Linked DNA regions of Homo sapiens: all the other regions are linked to region 1. Evidence: chromatin contacts called from ENCODE Hi-C or POLR2A ChIA-PET data. All regions are on one chromosome and are shown on one strand. Each heading gives the region's core, a stretch centred on a gene start or an enhancer-like site at or near the end of the contact. The rest is flanking DNA. Distances are from core to core; before and after follow the strand shown. Region 1 overlaps IPCEF1 (interaction protein for cytohesin exchange factors 1). Region 2 has its middle 79 kb from the start of SCAF8. Region 3 has its middle 110 kb from the start of CNKSR3. Region 4 overlaps CNKSR3 (CNKSR family member 3).

What was found. Hi-C counts contacts between places; a loop is a spot of excess contacts on that map. ChIA-PET counts read pairs that join two places held with the same protein, here RNA polymerase II (POLR2A). Pooled maps may share reads with other maps.
Region 2: a map of endothelial cell of hepatic sinusoid shows a loop between it and region 1 (4-fold over the local background). The contact joins two enhancer-like sites. A Hi-C loop is called at or near these places in 4 of 168 maps with a recorded cell type or tissue (A673, chondrocyte, endothelial cell of hepatic sinusoid and 1 more), 3 of 37 single-sample maps with no recorded cell type and 5 of 50 pooled maps. POLR2A ChIA-PET finds 5 or more read pairs at or near these places in 2 of 52 experiments (OCI-LY7 and naive thymus-derived CD4-positive, alpha-beta T cell).
Region 3: a map of PC-9 shows a loop between it and region 1 (5-fold over the local background). The contact joins two enhancer-like sites. A Hi-C loop is called at or near these places in 3 of 168 maps with a recorded cell type or tissue (GM12878, PC-9 and psoas muscle), 25 of 37 single-sample maps with no recorded cell type and 22 of 50 pooled maps.
Region 4: a loop to region 1 is called in a map of PC-3, with 17 times the contacts of the local background. The contact joins two enhancer-like sites. A Hi-C loop is called at or near these places in 4 of 168 maps with a recorded cell type or tissue (PC-3, heart left ventricle, mammary epithelial cell and 1 more), 2 of 37 single-sample maps with no recorded cell type and 9 of 50 pooled maps.

Annotation. Positions count from the first base shown.
Region 1 is chr6:154,154,861-154,157,567 of GRCh38, reverse strand. It overlaps IPCEF1 (interaction protein for cytohesin exchange factors 1), which reads left to right. Exons shown (of 12, transcript NM_001130700.2): 12 at 1-2,707. It also overlaps a transcript of OPRM1 not described here. Among named protein-coding and RNA genes, the nearest start is that of OPRM1, 120 kb to the right of the region's middle. Within about 2 kb of position 1,332, at least 11 of the 41 ENCODE cell types and tissues checked have a DNase peak (open chromatin) inside an H3K27ac peak, as active enhancers do.
Region 2 is chr6:154,652,664-154,655,370 of GRCh38, reverse strand. No RefSeq gene overlaps it. Among named protein-coding and RNA genes, the nearest start is that of SCAF8, 79 kb to the left of the region's middle. Within about 2 kb of position 1,335, at least 5 of the 41 ENCODE cell types and tissues checked have a DNase peak (open chromatin) inside an H3K27ac peak, as active enhancers do.
Region 3 is chr6:154,614,341-154,617,047 of GRCh38, reverse strand. No RefSeq gene overlaps it. Among named protein-coding and RNA genes, the nearest start is that of CNKSR3, 110 kb to the right of the region's middle. RefSeq lists an enhancer at 1,180-1,686. Within about 2 kb of position 1,312, at least 9 of the 41 ENCODE cell types and tissues checked have a DNase peak (open chromatin) inside an H3K27ac peak, as active enhancers do.
Region 4 is chr6:154,456,710-154,459,416 of GRCh38, reverse strand. All of the region lies in intron 1 of CNKSR3 (CNKSR family member 3), which reads left to right. Among named protein-coding and RNA genes, the nearest start is that of CNKSR3, 53 kb to the left of the region's middle. Within about 2 kb of position 1,401, at least 2 of the 41 ENCODE cell types and tissues checked have a DNase peak (open chromatin) inside an H3K27ac peak, as active enhancers do.

The DNA of each region.
Region 1 (2,707 bases), core at 83-2,582:
CTTTCAACTGTAAACTCCTTTAGTACCATTGAAACTTAAGGCAAAAAAGATCCCTGGGATTACTTAGCCAAGGCTTAAATTTATTTTTCAAAGTCAAGAACATTAGCCTAGAAGTTTTTGCTTTGCTAGTTAAAGCTTACTTTGCAGAGCTTCCCAAAGTGAAAGGGAAACTGAACTTCACAATTTTGCACCTGGCTTTCTGGAGCCCCATTGCCTGCTCATTCGTGTTTTTCCCCCTGTAAATTATTTTGCTTTTGACCAGGTTGTGCTAGAAAGTAGGGCTGCTTCTGTGAGTTCTCAGCCTAGGCTGTGGCCACTAAGACGTGGGTGGGGGGATAGACAGGAGTGAGAGGGAGAGTGGGTGACACTTTCCGTGACACTTAATGTAGGAAGACATGGGCTTCTCTCTCTTGGCCTCAAGCCACTTTTCTGGTCCAAAGAATATTGGGAAAACTGGATTACTTTCAGTATATTTCTTGAGACCGGGTCATCTCTGAAATGCATTTGGGGTAGTTTCCTGGGGTCCAAGGGCCAATTCCTATACCCAGTCCTGCAGTGTCTGTGAGCTGTGGAATGAGAGAGAAAACCATGGCTGCTCAGGAAGGAAGTGGAGAATCTCTCAGCACACGTAGATCCAAATCTGTGGCACCTGCTAAAGATTAGGATTTGGAGAGGACTCCTCTTTGGGGTTGTGAAGAGGACCTTTTCCCTCTGTTGTTAGCCTGTAGATCCAGAACGGAGCCTGATGTGATGCCTTCACTGGTTGATATATTGCAAATAGACACTCTGAGCCCTGCATTGCAAGGGCGTCTTTTGCTTTAAAGAATTCTTAGTTTTGCCACAACAGCTCAAATCTCAGAATAGGATCAAAGGCCTAGAAAGACTCCTAAAGTATAGGATTACAAAGACTCCAGGAAGCGTAAGAAAGAGATTGTGTTTGGAGTCAGATTTCAATGTGAAACCCATGCCTTACATTTACACAGCACTTTGTAGTTTGCAAATTGGTGTGTTTTCAGCCCCCTCCCGCTGCCCCATGCTCTGAGATGATTGTGGATTATTACAGTGAAGTGCCTGGCCCGGAGCCCCCAGTGATGAAGCAGGAACTTGAGTCTCAGGACTCCCAGCGGCTCTCTGCCCATTTCCTCCTCTCCGCCCCCCACCTCGCTTCACCTGTTACCTTGTGAAGTTGCTGTTGGCACATAGCCCACTAGGAAACCAAGAAGTTTGACTGGGAGCGTGTGTTTCATTGCACTGGGCTTAGCATACGGCTGGCCCTGGTGGCTGTTTGGCTAAATTCTCCATTTGAAACCTAAAGGGCCCTCTCTGTGCTTGAGCACAGTCTCCTCCTAGTGGTCCTGCCTCAACCTGCTGGCGGGCTGTCTATGGATTGGGGTTTCACCTAATCATGCTGTGTTTCCTTTCTTTTCTTTCTGTACATTAGACTACTTGGGAGGTGCTGTGTGATCCTTGGATGAAAAACATATATTTAAAGAAATGGAGAGTGTTTATTTTGTTTGCTTTTTGAGGCATGTGCTGTCAAATGTTAGAGACCAAACTTAGTGATTAGAGGTTGGTCCTTTGACCTTCTTCTCTTAATTGCTTTTCATGTAATCATGATAATTTACTCAGGTAGCACTCCAGTCACAAACAATGTCACAGAGATGAAACAGATTCAAAGAAAAAATATTTTTAAGTCTTTTGAAAAGAAGTGCTATTCAAATTTAAGACATGTTTAAATTCATAGGTACATTATCTCTTAGTAAGAAATACTTTTTTTTTTCTTTTTTTAGACAGAGTCTTGCTCTGTTGCCCAGGCTGGAGTGCAGTGGCACGATTTTAGCTCACTGCAACCTCTGCCTCCCTGGTTGAAGTGATTCTCCTGCCTCAGCCTCCCGAGTAGCTGGGACTACGCCCGGCTAATTTTTATATTTTTAGTAGAGACCGGGGTTTACCATGTTGCCCAGGCTGGTTTCAAACTCCTGACCTCAGGTGATCTGCCTGCCTCTGCCTCCCAGAGTGCTGGGATTACAGGTGTGAGCCACCACACCTGGCCGAAAGACAGTATTTTGATATAGCCACATACATGATTTAATGAGTAATGTTAAGTACAGAAAAGCTGCCATATCCACATAGTTTTAGGGGGCATTTCTTCTTCAGTCTAACAAGAATATGATATCCAATTGTGGTTTTCCAATTTATTTCTCTTCCAATTTCTTTTGTATACCTCACAGGAGAAATTGAATCCTAGAACTGGGAGATGACTGCCCTGCCCAGGGTTTTGTAATACATAATTGAAAATAAAAGTCCCTGAAACTAAATGTTTGCAGCCTGTATGAAATGGACTGTGGAAGGGGGATAATTTCTCTCCTCACAGAAAGCCACTCGTCTCCTTGAATGAGGCATTGAGCAGACACACGTTTCTCTGTGTCGTGGGGCAGGAAGCAATTCCCTTGCCTCTTCAGCACATCTCAGTTCTTTCCCACATGACCCCAGAACCACATAGAAAACATTGAAAATAATGGATTCTTCATTGTATTTGAATTTTTTTTTTTTAACCTTTAGCCCAAAAGGGAAGTGTGCCTCGTGGAAAGAGCAAATGCCGTAAAATAGAAACCAGGAGTTTTAATCGCCATATATTTTAATGTGCTTGCATGATGGGAATGTGACTTTTAGCACTGCATGGTGTTTGGGGGCAAGATATTAATGT
Region 2 (2,707 bases), core at 86-2,585, 500 kb before region 1:
GGTTCAGGTGATTCTCCTGTCTCACCCTCCCGAGTAGCTGGGACTACAGGCGCGTGCCACCACACCTGGCTGATTTTTTTTTTAATTTTTAGTAGAGACGGGGTTTCACTATGTTAGCCAGGATGTTCTCGATCTCCTGACCCCGTGATCTGCCTGCCTCGGCCTCCCAAAGTGCTGGGATTACGGGTGTGAGCCACCACGCCTGGCCCTTTTTCTTTAGACAGAGTCTCACTCTGTCACCCAGGCTGGAGTGCAGTGGTTCCATCTTGGCTCACTGCAACCTCCATCTCCTGGGTTCAAGTGATTCTCGTGCCTCAGTCTCCTGAGTATCTGGGATTATGGCACCTTTCACCACGCCCAGCTAACTTTTGTATTTTTAGCAGAGATGGGGTTTCGCCATGTTGGCCGGGCTGGTCTCAAACTCCTGAGCTCAAGAGATCCGTCTGTCTCAGCCTCTCAATGTGCTGGGATTACAGGTGTGAGCCACCGCGCCCAGCCATGTGTCCCCTTTTAACTGATATGGAGGCAGAGGTTTGCAAATGAAGTGACATGGTCAGTGGAAGAGCTGAGATTTGAACTCAAGTCTGCTGACATCTGAGTCCAAGCTTTTTCTGCTTCATCACGCTGCATATGCAGGAAGAATTCTCTAATTGTAGTGCCTCAAACCCGGAACAGGTCAAGGACCAACATTTTTGGACAAAGAAGACCTCCCAGCATCATTTTGTCATCAAGGCAGGCAAATGCATTTAAGGCTGGCTGTGTGTAGCGATGGCTGAACTATCACATCCTACTCTGTTAAGGAAGCAAACTGGAGGACCAGCAAGTTGAGTGGACAGGCTGAGGGGCATAGCTTTTCATAGACCCTCATTCAGTGGGGGCTGCAGAGAGGAAGTTAGGTGCAGTGAGTTTCAATGGGGTCTGCTCAAGTCATCAAACCTCAGTTCTCCATCAGCTCCCACACAACCCATGAAAAAGTCTAAATTCTTTCAGGGCAGCAGAGATGCTTTGTATTTGGTTTACACCTGCTTTTGTACTTAATATACTGGCATTTGTGTAATATAGCTCTACAAGAGATTAATAAGTAGGCTTTGTTTTTACAAAAAGCAGGAATTATTTGAATATCAAATTTTAAAACTTCTTCAAAGATCTTTTGGCCAACTCTGGACATGCTATATTCTATTTTCTTCCAGAATGTTCTTTGCTGTACTAAACAGTTGGAACTGTTCTTTCATGACTAAGCTGGCTTCTCTCATGTACGGGACATGGTTCTTCAACTCCACCCTGAACGTACTGTTGCCGCTGACAGGAAGGGTTGTTGTGATAACAAGGAAATACATGATTCACAGGAAAATCTCCCTTCATTCCTCACCTACCAACCCTCCGTGGTCATGTGCTTTGAGATCCTTGAACATTAGGGGAGTTTCCAGGATTGTTTTGATTTCCTTTCCCTGAATCTCCCTCCTACCCAGGCTCTCCTCCACTTTTAAATCAAAACCAATTAAAAATCTACTAAAAATCATTACCAATTAAAAATCAAAACCTATTAAAAATCAAAACCAAACAAAAATGACAATAGGATTACACATCACAAAACCAGAAAGTCTTAACGAGCCCACAGTTATCATCTTAAAATCAAACACACACATGCACTCAATCCATGTAACATTCCTGTCACATCCTTTGAGACTTCAAAACTCGAGACTAGCAACATAAATTCCAAAAGCTTCTTTTGGCAAGCAGACACCAAACATGCATTTTCTAGCTCCGAGAGAAAGAAATGAGAAGCAGTGTTTTTCTTTTCTGTGTTCAGAGTTGCTGGGGCTATTCTTCTGCCCCCTGCTCTGGTTCCCAGGGCTGGGCCATGCTTCCAGCTCCTGTGTTGTGCTGGCCTGGCCAGGGCTTTTGGCTATTGCTACAGTCACCTGCTTCTGGACTGTGAAGGTAGCAGTTTGCAGAATGTGATTCAGGCTCCCCTTTCCCAAAGTACTGTTCTTCCTCCTTATCTGTTCCCAAACCAGAACCATTTGATTCTTGATTAGTGATATAGGTGGAGGCAGAAGGCCCCACAGGTGACAGGTCAGGCCTTTATTAGCATACATGATTTTATCAGGCCAGTTGACTGGCAAGTTGATAAATACAGAAAGCCACATCCTGAGGTGTAAAGATATAAAGGACTGTAGAGAAAATAACAAATGTCAGTTGACTTCAGGCACCTCAATTAGAATCAAAGAAAAGGAAGGGGCTGGACATGGTGGCTCACTCATGCTTGTAATACCAGAAGTTCAGGAGGCCAAGGCAAGGGGATTGCTTGAGCCCAGCAGAAGTTTGAGGTCAGCCTGGACAACACAGTGAGACTCCATCTCTTTAAAAAAAAAAAGCCAGGTGCAGGGGCACCTGCTTGTAGTCTCAGCTACTCTGGAGGCTGAGGTGGGAGGATTGCTTGGCCATGTGAGATCATGGCTGTAGTGATTTATGACTGTGCCATTGCACTTCAGCCTGCACGACAGAGACCCTGTCACAGAAAAAAAAAAAAAAAAAAAGGCACCCAGAGGAAGAGAGAGATGTCTGGAGGAGAGAGAATGAAGCTTACAATTTTGCCTTGACCTGACATCTCCTATAAGTTGTATCGACTAGTTTCTGATTCTCTAAATAGAGATGAGGAAAATTAAAAAGAGAAAATAAAAAGCAGAAACTGTAGACCAGCGTC
Region 3 (2,707 bases), core at 63-2,562, 460 kb before region 1:
ATTGTCATTATTATTTCTTTCTTTCTTTTTTTTTTTTCTCGAGACAAAGTCTCACTCTGTCCCCCAAGCTGGAGTGCAGTGGCATGATCTCAGCTCACTGCAACCTCTGCCTCTTGGGTTCAAGTGATTCTCCTGCCTCAGCTTCCTGAGTAGCTGAGAATACAGACATGTACCACCACGCCCGGCTAATTTTTGTATTTTAAAATTTTGTAATTTTTTGTATTCTAAAATTTTGTAATTTTAGTAGAGATGGGGTTTTGCCATGTTGGCCAGGCTGGTCTTGAACTCCTGACCTCAGGTGATCCGCTCGCTTCGGCCTCCCAAAGTGCTGGGATTACAGGCATGAGCCACCACACCCGTCTGTCATTATTATTTTATACAAATGTTAATCTTGCCCTCCAGGTGCATTCAGAGAGGCAAAGTATTCTTTTGGTACCCAGTAAGGCTCCACTCTTTCCTGTGGGCCACAGTACAGGATTATGGAGATGGAGTTGTGTTGGAATTGACGGTGGCTAGTTGAAGACTGGACTGTGGCCCAAGCTCCTTTCTTCCTATTCCGTAAACCTATATGTTACTCCTACATGTTAAGTGGGTATTCTGGGTTCCAAAAAAATTATGTAAAAGTCACAAAAACATTTTTAAACATTCAACAATCAGCCATTTTGATTCTTGAATTGGGCATTATTTCCAATCAAGTAAATTTTGGCAAAAATTTTTTTAGTTGTGAAATGTTTATTAAATACCCACTATGTAGGCCAGGCATAATAATTGCATTTTATCCTTATTTCTCTGCCTTTGGAGCTTGGATGTTGCTGTGAATCTGAAGAACATTTTAGATTTCCTCACACGTGAACTGGAGGCTAAGGTGGGATGGATAGTGAGCTATTTTTTTTCCATATTAATTTTTAAGTTTTAAAGAATTTAAGTTTTAATCAACTATAACTTTATATGAAAATGCTCCTCATTAGGGTAACCAAAAGCCCAGCTGTTTTAGGCCTGAAGAGAGTGATTTACTTATCTCATGTAAGTGATTTATTGAGAGAGAAGCCTCTACCGAAGTGAGGAAACAGCAAGAGAAGAAGCAAAGACGCGGCTTTTGCGGAAGCCCAAGGGTGGCTCTGCAACGTGCGGGGCGCCCCATACGTGGCCCCCATCCAGCAGGGGGGTTGTGCTCTGCAGCTCCGCCAGGGCCTTGCCGGAGGCACATCACCTCCTGGAGGCAGCAACCTCCCAGGAGCTGAGCACGGTTCTTCCGAGAAGGAGGCAGCTGTGAGCCACCAGCAGCCGCCACTCACCACAGCAGTGGGGTGGAGGCACTGCCTGGTGAAGGAACTGGGCAAGACGCCAACAGTGTCCACAACAGGCTCCAAGGAAGCCGGAGAGGGAGCAATCAGCAGTGATCTCAAAGAAATGAGAAACTGCCATTTGGCTGCCTGTTGACTTCTGGAATTATCCAGTTTAGGTAATAAAGAGACGTTGTTTATTGATTGGGAAAAGTGAATCTGCACATAACTGTGTTTAAAAATCAAGAAGCAAAGGGGACTTGAATACTCTTACCATAGACTTTTGAGAAGTTGAAGTTTATTGCTAATTTAGTAAACCTGAGATCAAGTTGTCCATCTTCTCCTAAACTGCTTTTGGTACCTTTCTGGGGGAAGTGGAGTCTAGTTGAAGATAAAAAAAAAATTCCCAGCAACCAATATCTGTTTTATTAGCAACTGAAAGGAAAATTTTTTTTTCTTTTTAAAAAGTAATGATTTGATTTATTTGATAAAATACCAGAACAACTGCATGCTCATTGGTATCATTCAGAGTTCTAAGAGGTAAAGAAAGACAATCATTTCATCTCTACACACCCTCCTGAGGTTACCACCATTAAGGGTTTAGTATTATTTTACCCATTTCACAATGTGAATATAAACACAGAAAACATACAACATTCTTAGGGCTTCCTTTTCTATTTTTTAATAAAAGAGAGTACTTTTTTTTTTTTAAAGTAGATATATGACATGGTCTGACCCAGGGTTCAGTGAGCAGGCTTTGTGCTTACTCTGCTTTCAAATGATTAAAAATAAAATTCCATGCGTAGGGACACAGAGGTAAGGGTCATAGGATATCACATCTGGTCAAGAGGAAACGTGGCCCTCGGTCAGGGGAAGAGGACTGAAACAGCGGCACTGTGAGGTTGATGCCCTTGACCACAAGATCAGTCTTTAGGGTTTTGAACTACTTAAGATCCTGACTATTTTGAAGTCACTTTGGCAGTGAGCTGACATGTTTTATTTTTATGTTTTGGACCATATCTTTGGCAGGCTATCTGTTGTTCTTCCCTATGACTCTATGCAGAGGCAGCATCAACATTTCCCTTCTTGAAAACAAGCTGGTGTTTTACTTTAGTAGACACTACCCTGAATCCCTGAGTCAAGGAACTGTTTAGAACTGAAAGGGGACCATGCAGATATGGCCACCCCACTCTAGGCCAGTGAGTGTGAGACACGTGCCCTTGTCCACGCAGCACGTCGTTTTGAGGTTCTGATAGCTTGTCCAACCTCCTGGCACTTCACTGGCCCCACTTGTGTTTTACTATTTTACTGATGAGGAAATAGAGGCTCAGAAGTTTGCATAACTCTCCCGAGGTCACACAGTTAGACCGTGGGATGCTCTTGAGTCTGGGTTTGTTTAACTCCAGATGCCATGTGTCTTTCAC
Region 4 (2,707 bases), core at 152-2,651, 300 kb before region 1:
GGGGTGTCCCTTATCCTCAAAATCAGTCATTCCATTTCAGAAACAAAGTGAAAGAACTTTGCTGGTTGTAAGTTGGGCTTCCCAGGGTTCTTGGTGGTTGGATCTTTATTATGTGTTTGGATTTCACAGGGCCCCTGCTTCCAAGGGAGCAGCAGTTCCAGCTCACAGCTCTGATCAGGGTCAAAACCCGACTTACATGCATCGTCTTTATATGGTTTTTTTCAAGACCAAGTTCATTCATTTGCTAGTCTTTCTTTCTTTCCTTTCTTTCTTTCTTTCTTTCTCTCTCTTTTTCTTCTCTTTCTTTCTTTCTCTCTTTCTTTTTCTTCTTTCTCTTTCTTTTTTTCTTCTTTCTTTCTTTTTCTTTCTTTTGTAGCTTTGAGGATATTTAGGACTTAAGTTTCTGGGCAGCTTATTTCCTTTTTCATTCTCTGCTCTTGTAAGTAAAGGTAACTTCTGAGTAGCTCAAACATATGTTGGAACTATGGATCTTTAGACCTGAAAGAAGCACGGCAGCTTTCCAATCCAGTTTTCAGACATTATGTTTCATCATGGTCCCCGTTCTTCAAATTAAATTTAACCACAAACCTCGAAGGATGACTGATAAAATCAGAGCTGCAATTAGTAGTGTGCGTGGGTGTCAGTTCTAATGGAAGCCTGCTAATCCACTGATGGGAAGCCTGAGAACCAGAACTAAGTGAGTTAGCCAGTGTTACTGGGGCAGGACAGGGAGTACAGCCAGGAGGAGAAATTGGGCTCATTTAGGTAGAAATCAGATTAGTGGCAGCTGGGGACGGGGCTGTAGGGAGGGAGTAGGCAGCAAAGGGGCCCGAGGGAACTTTTTTTGGGGGTGATAGGAATGTTTCTATCATGATTGTAGTGTGGTTGAATGACTGCCTGTTTGTCCAAGCTCACTGAGTTGTACCCTGGAAATTGGTGACTTTTAATGTCTATAAATTATGCCTCAAGAGAACTGACAAAAAGAAAATAATAAAGTGGCTCAAAAGTTGTAAGGAACCTCCTAAAACATTCAGGTCTTTCATTAGGGGAGGGGGGAGCATTTTCTATGGTTTTAAATTCAGTGTAACTGTATGAAATGATTCCTTAAAAAATACAACAAAAAAAGAAAAACTCACATTCCCTTAATTCCAGACTAGACTGGTGGAGTCTATTTTTCTGGTCGGCAGAGGTCATCATCACTCTGTACTCATCGCTGCTGTCAGTTATACCAAGGGCCTGTAAACCTGGGCCAGGTAGTAAATATTTTAGGCTCTGTGGGAGAGCCATACGTCTCTATCACAGCTATTCAACTCTGCCATTGTAGTACAAAAGCAGCCAGAGGCAATCTGTAAACCAAGGAGTCATGGCCGTGTTCCATTCAGACTTTGTTTGCAGAAACAGGCAGCTGGCAGGATTTGGCCTGGGTGCTGTTTTTGCCAACCTGTGCGTGACATTTTTGTTACTTTTGGAGAAACTCAGCAGAACAGGTGCTTACTGTGTCCTCACCAGTAGGGTGAGTTACAGGATGATGGGACTGCAGGGAGGTTTGGAAGAGGACGGGTCCCAAAGGACTTGAGATGCTGTGTTGAGCTAATGGACTGGGATCTGTAAAGGACAGGATGGTTTTGCTCAGATGGAATGATAGAGGATGAATTAAGAGGAAGAAGGGAGTGAGCATGGCCACCACTTTCTAGGTTATTGCAGAAATCCGGGCAAGACATAAGTTCAGCTGTGACAGTGACCACGAGCAGAAGGGGACATGGTGAAGGGATACTCTGCAGAGACAAATGACAGAACAGAATGCAGAGAACGCCTGTAGCTGGGATTACAGGCCACCACGCCCGGCTGTTTGCATTTTTAGTAGAGACAGGGTTTCACTATGTTGGCCAGGCTGTTCTCGAACTCCTGACCTCAGGTGATCCACCCACCTTGGCCTCCCAAAGTGCTGGAATTACAGGTGTGAGCCCCTGCATCTGGCCCACTGCTGGGTTTCAAACATAGTATTATTGAACAACCTCAAATTGCTATATTTAAATCAACTCTTTATCAACTAGTCCTGAAAATTAAGGCCTACAGACATCAACAAAACGAGCGACAGAAGAAAGGCATTTCCAAGTGATGTAACTGGGTGACTCATCTCACGAAAGGGCACTCGGAGGCCTACCAGTAGACCACCTTTCTGGCTTTTGGCATGCCCTGACATCAGCCTTGCTCCCTCCATTAATCATACTACGCTCACATAGAAGCCAAAACATGTCACGCTTCTGTTTGAAAGCTGTCTTTTTGTTCTTAGCAACATGTCATGTTTGGGGGAAGTTATAATATACTGGCCAGTGGTGTCAGTAAGTCGGGAAGGCTAAGGAGCTTTGATGTCAGGTCTTTACCATTTAATGTTTTTCAAAGTATTGGGAATTCTGAGAATATTGTGGTCAGGTGTAAATGTACCCCCCAAATCCTGTTTCCGTCCCTCTGGTTCAGATAATAATAAGCTGACCTACCCCTGAACCCCGTCTCCTTTGTAATGGAGGTCGATTTCCAGTAGAGAGTATCTTACATATAGTAGTTGCTTCCTAAAGTTTGTTGAATTAAATTGAATTTGTGTGAGTCTGTGATGATTCTCCTCGTGGAAGAGCATAGTCTACCAAAATCCTGTTGGAGCAAATTTTTGCATCACATGTCACTTTTTTTTTTTTTTTTTTTTTTTTTT